Linked DNA regions of Homo sapiens: region 1 is linked to region 2. Evidence: chromatin loops called from intact Hi-C (ENCODE). Cell type or tissue: PC-9. All regions are shown on one strand. Each heading gives the region's core, and the rest is flanking DNA. Links, peaks and the distances in the headings are about the cores only. Region 1 has its middle 5.9 kb from the start of IGFN1. Region 2 overlaps ASCL5 (achaete-scute family bHLH transcription factor 5).

What was found. Hi-C counts contacts between places; a loop is a spot of excess contacts. Peaks named below come from ENCODE experiments on the same cell type or tissue, not always from the same donor. Only the 100,000 strongest peaks of a DNase experiment are listed, where the experiment ranks them.
Region 1: it touches region 2 in a loop (7-fold over the local background); 6 of 110 quality-filtered maps call a loop at or near these places.

The regions. Positions count from the first base shown.
Region 1 is chr1:201,183,430-201,186,330 of GRCh38, forward strand. No RefSeq gene overlaps it. Among named protein-coding and RNA genes, the nearest start is that of IGFN1, 5.9 kb to the right of the region's middle. In PC-9, for the core only: a CTCF peak has its summit at 1,662; a DNase peak (open chromatin) is centred at 1,662.
Region 2 is chr1:201,112,724-201,115,624 of GRCh38, forward strand. ASCL5 (achaete-scute family bHLH transcription factor 5) reads right to left here. Exons shown (of 2, transcript NM_001270601.2): 2 at 1,220-2,901. The coding sequence starts at 2,649. The coding sequence ends at 2,029. Among named protein-coding and RNA genes, the nearest start is that of CACNA1S, 1.7 kb to the left of the region's middle. RefSeq lists a silencer at 1,830-1,879 and an enhancer at 2,530-2,901. In PC-9, for the core only: CTCF peaks have their summits at 1,596 (motif pointing left) and 1,795; a DNase peak (open chromatin) is centred at 1,588; H3K4me3 peaks cover 1,172 bases.

The DNA.
Region 1 (2,901 bases), core at 257-2,756, 71 kb after region 2:
AGCTAGGCAGAGGCTACAGCATGTACAAACACCTGTCTACAATCCACAGCGGAAACAGTAAAATGAAATGAGATAATTAAAGAGAGAATTGCACAGTGCCAAGTGCCTTGCACGGTCGCCCACTGTAGATCCTTAATACCTGTGAGCTTCCATTTCTACTTGTCATGGACAGGACTGGCTGTCGGAGCCGACCATAGCAATGACAGATACCACTTAATGGTGACCTGATAGTGAAGATCGTGTCTCTTCAATCAGAAGACTGAGTTTTTCCTCTGCCATCCTAGGTGGAAGCCTGAGGCTAAGCCTCTTGTGGGCAGGAACTGTCTCCTCACTAGCCCTTATGGGAGGGTCCTGTCCCCATGTTTCTTAGGCAGGGGAGTGTCAGCCACCTTTCCTCCCCATGGCTGGGCTTCCCAAGGACTTGCGGTGCCCAGCAGGCCCCAGCCGCTGCCTGCCCAGCCCTCAGCCTGTCCTGCCCGCGGTGTTCTGCTTTGGCTCAGTATCCCAGGGCCAAGCCACTGGGCAGGGATGGGGTTTCAGCCTGATCTTTACCACCAGCTGTGTGTGGCTGGGCTGCTGGGAATTTAGGAAATTGGTGCCAGAAAGAGGAGAGATGATCCAGGGAAGGAGCCACGCTGGAGGCAGGGGGATTGTATCCCATGGTTGCATCCCCAGGGTCCATTTCTAGGCTGGCCAGGGGGAGTGAGGGTTCCTGGAAATAAGTTATGTCCCCATCAGCCTCAATTTTCACCTCAGGTAAATCAGTCCACAGGCATTAAGCTTTCCCTGAGCGTGTGCCCAGGCTTGAGCACAGGGGTTGGGAGTCCCTGTCCCTGCCCCTGGGAGCCCCCAGTCTGATGTAGGAGACATGGCCCCTACACTTGAGAGTCAAGTCCTGGTTTCAGAATTTTTTCTACTCCAATCTAACCAATGCACACCACCCACGGGCTCTTTCTAGCATACAAATATGTTATCTCTCTGCCTGAGAGCCTCCCATGACTCCTCATCCACTCCAAAATAAGTGCCAAACTCCATAGCAAAGTACAAATGACACTTTACAGCTTGCCTGGATGTGGGTGGTCCTGTTGGTAATGGGCTCCTTCCTGTCATGTCAAGAAATATGACCTGCTTGAAGCTTGTTTTTGGGAATCTGCTAAACACATGTTTAGCCAGGACTGTCTTTTACTTAAAGGGAACTCTTCCTTGCAGGGTGGGGATGGGAAAGGGCCTATATAGCTTCTGAGCATCTCCCGACTCCGGGCTCAAAAGAAACTGCCTTGTCATAAAGCTTCTGTGATCAGAGCCGTGTCCTTGGGTGTGGTGGGCTGTGGAAAGGTGAAATAGAAGGAGAGGCAATTCTGGCTCTTGGGAAATTCCCAGGACTCAGAAGGAGACAGAGTGTCTGCAAGACAGACTGAGACCTAAAAACTGAGGTGAATTAATGCAGTCACATAGAAATGCCACTTAATATGGTGACCACAGGAGGGCAGGGAGGTCAGCATTCCAGGCAGGAGGGAGAACGCAGTGGGGACGAGAGGCCAGCCTGCCTGAGTTGGAGGGAACACGCTGGGAGGTCAGCGGTGAGAGTGTTGGTTGGTGTAATGCTCTGGATGCCGGGAAGAGTTCAGATTTGTCATAAGCCAGGCTCTATGCATGGGCAGGAGAGTGCCCTCTTCAGCATGGAAGAGCAACTCCACTCCAAATCCAGCCTGACAGAGTCTGTTTCTAATAGAAGAGTCTGAGTCAGGTTGTCCGGCTTGGGGCTTCCAGGAGACAGTTCCAGGACTCGGGTCTCCTGGCTCCCCTGCCCCAGTCTGCCTCAGGGTCTCCCAACTCAAGGTGGCTGGCTCCTCCAAATTGCCTCACTGCTACTTACCCAGCATTCTAGCTCCTTTTGGACTCTGTTTCTGCACCTGAGAAAATGGCTTTCAGCCCTGGGTTCTAAGAGTTGCTCAGGGCAGTGACTTAGCTGAGAGCTGGGTGAGGATTCCAGGGGACCGCAAGGTGGGTTCTGCAGTCCCACCCCTCCCCATCTCCTGCCAGCATAAAGCCTCTTGCTGCGAGGCCCAGGGCCACTAGGAGAAGTAGCAGTGGTGGTTGTCAGAGGCACGTGGCATGGCTGCTCTGAGCTGTGGGGGCAACAGCCCCAGCCTCCTCACCGCTCTTGGGAGAGATGGGTAGAAGGGCACCTTTTTCCCAGCGACTTGCTACCTCCTTCCTCTCTGCCAGCCTCTAGGCCAGTCTTCCAAGGCCATTGTGAGCTGGAGCCACTGTGCGGAGAGAGCCAGGGCCTGGAAGGGGTGAGGCAGAGCCTCCTCTAACCTCCTGCAGACCTGCCTCCCTTGCTGGGCTCCTGCCCTAGACAGAGCCTGTCATGGCAATGGGGATGGGGTGCTTCTTGAAGAGACCAACACTATATACAAATGAGTTATCCACACGGTCATAGAAAAACCACTGATGGAAATGAAAGAAGAGAATACTCATTTTATGCCTTTAACCACAAATAGTGTTTATTCCTGGTAAACACTATTACCCTACTGGTAGGGCATCAGGAATGAACCATTTTAACTCACAGACACAAAATGCCTTGCAGTGTAATCATGCTTTTCACAGACTATTACAGGATTTATAAAAGTTTTAAGTGGTTTGATGTAAATATTTTAAATGTACTACCCATTATTTCTAGTCCTATTTTCTTCTTTTAAAAAAATACCAGAAGACTCAAAAATTGCAAGTGGCCAGGTCCTTCTCAACTTCTGATAGGCCCTGTTAGATCTTTTGAGGCTAACATTGATGATTAAAAGAATATAGCCATGAAGCCTGCAAAATGTGAGACTATGTCTATTTTTAAAGAATCCGATATCTAGGGCAGGAAGTAGAAGTGTAGTAGAATCAGATGGC
Region 2 (2,901 bases), core at 160-2,659:
GCCTGGGGCAACAGAGGTCAGGAATAGGTAGCCTTGGATATGGAACCTCAAACTGCAGAGTGGCCCCCTCATGCCAAAATTAGGCTTACCCCTCCTCAGCCCCATGACATTGTCTGGAGAAGGCACTGGGCAGCCTAAGTCAGGACAGCTCCACAGCAGCCCCTACCCATCTCAGTATCTGCACCATCAGCCAAAACTCCCCAAGCATACCCTCAACCCACCCCCACAAGCAATCCCATGTCAGAGAAACAGTAAACCCCTCTCCAGTGGGCTAGAAGGCTCCCAGAACAACCCTGAGTGTGCACACCTCTGGCATAGCACCTGCCTCACTGTGGAGCATCTGCTGTGTATCTTTCTTCCCCATCTCCTCCCATCCCTACAGGTGTAAAGGTTGTGTGCATTATCTCTGGGACTCTGGCCCCTTCTCTGCACAGTCCCCCTATGTACTATGCTCCCTGTAAATGTTCACTGAGGCCAGGCATGGTGGCTCACGCCTGTAATCCCAACACTTTGGGAGGCTGAGGTGGGAGAATGGCTTGAGCTCAGGACTTCAAGACCAGTCGGGGCAACGTAGTGAAACTCTGTCTCTACAAAAAATACAAAAATTAGCAGGGTATGGTGGTGTGTGTTTGTAGTCCCAGCTACTAGGGGGGCCAAGGTGGGAGGATCAGTTGAGCCTGGGAGGTTGAGGCTGCAATGAGCCAAGATCTGGCCACTGCACTCCAGCCTGGATGACAGAGTGAGACAGAGTGAGACCTTGTCTCAAAAAGAAAAGTTCATTGAGGATAGCCACGGTAATCCCAGCACTTTGGGAAACCAAGGTAGGTAGATAACTTGAGGTGAGGAATTCGAGACCAGCATGGCCAACATGGTGAAACCCGCATTCTACTAAAAATACCAAAGATTAGCGGGCGTGGTGGTGTGCACCTATAATCCCAGCTACTCTGGAGGCTGAGGCAGGAGAATTGCTCAAACCCAGGAGAAGGAGGTTGCAGTGAGCAGGGATTGAATCACTGCACTCCAGTCTGGGCAACAGAGCAAAACCTGTCTCAAAAAAAAAAAAAAAAAAAAAAAAATTCATTGAACGCCTGAGCTAACAACACTGAATCTTAAATGTGCTGAGCTAACAGCGAACCCCACATATCCTCCCAGCAAGTACTCTGGGCTGGGAGTGAGAATAAGAAAGGGGCACCAGGAAGGGTGAGGGTAGACAATGATCTAGGAATGAGAAAATTCAACAATCCTTTTATTTAGCTCTTTGGTGCCGACGCAGTGCCTATGTACCTATATGCACGCCCCCCTCCCCCAAGGCTTACAGTCTGAGGGAAAAAAACCACAGTCCCCACCCAACCTGGGACAAAACTAGACGACCTCATGGGGGGGATGCGGGGAGGGAGTAACCCCCCCTCCCAACCCAGGAAGCCAGAGAACGCCACCGGGGCACACAGGTCGCCTCTGCTGAGTCTGTAGGTTCGGTCTGGGCTGAGCGCCAGCAGCAATCTGGCCTCCCATCCCTTCCTCTGGGTTCCTTTCTCGAGGAGTAAGCGTGCTCCCAAAGAAGTCGCTAGTATCTGAGGCCATCTGGTGGAGAGCAGTGGCATGGTAACCGAGGGCTCAAAGTCGGGCTCGCATCCCGGGGACTCGCAGAGACTGGACTGCGCCTGCGGCAAGGAAGGACGGAGCAGAGCCACCTGAGGCCGAGCGGGAGCCAGACCCAGGGATGACCGTCCTGGGGAGCCCCTCTGCACCCCGGAGGGGACGCAGGACGCCCGGAGCAGTCCCAGGCCCTGCCCCTCGCTTCACCCACGGAGCTCCTAGGTCTCTATCGTGCCCATCGTACCCGCTGCCCTGCACTTCCGCCCCAAGCTGGTGGAGGAGGGAGGGTGTCGCAGACACGGGAGCGCCGCGGACCTCCTACAGTCACCGTCCTGCGGCGCATCGCGGGTGACCCAACAGCCTCCCGCTGCTCCCGAAAGTGGGACGGGGCCGGCGGATCATCCTCCAAGCCGGGGGCGGCCACAGGCCCGATCAATGCCAGGATTCCTCCGACTCCAAGAAAGGCGACGGGGAGAAGCAGGAGGACTCGGATGACTCCGGCACCAGGGAGGAGGGCGCCCGGGCCTCGCCGTCGCCAGGGCGGTCGGGACGGGGGGTGGCGGGCGGCGCGGGGCAGGGCCCGGTGCCCGGGAGGCCGCGGGAAGCGGGGGGCGTCGAGCCGTCGGGGGCCGAGCTCAGCAGCTCTTGCAGGTACTTTATGTAGCGGATGGCGGCGCGCAGCGTCTCCACCTTGCTGAGTCGCTTCTCAGCCAGGGCGCCGGGGAGGTGGCCGCGGAGGCGAGCGTAGCCCTCGTTGACGCACTTGACTCGCTGCCTCTCGCGCTCGTTGCGCTTCTGGATGAAGGCTGGCTCGAAGGGGTATTCGTAGACCCCGAAGGCGCCGGGGAAGGGCACGTAGGGGAACACCCCCGCATAGGCGTCGTAGTAGGGCGGCTCTGCTGGGCCCGGGTACAGCAGGAAGGGCACGTTGCCCAGGGGCTCGGCGGGGGGCAGGGGCGCCTGCCGGGGAGGGGGCATGACGCCCAGCTGCATGCAGCTGGGGGGCCCCAGAGGCCTCCGGTCCACCAGAGCCCGGCAGAAGTTATTGTTCATGGTGCCGCGTGGAGCTGGACCCAGAGCGAGGCCTCCACCGAATGGCCCCGGCTTGGGGTCTGCACCGTCTCCACCAGTGGGGCAAGTCACATCGCTAGCAGCAGCTCTTGGGTACCAGGACTTGCTAGGGCCTCTTTTCGCCCTTTAGGGTGGCTTCCAATGACTCCCTAACAAGAGCCATCGCCCTAGACAAGTGTGGCCCCTCTCAGGAGGTCGGTGCACGCCTTCTCAGAGCCAGCCCATGGCGCCGCG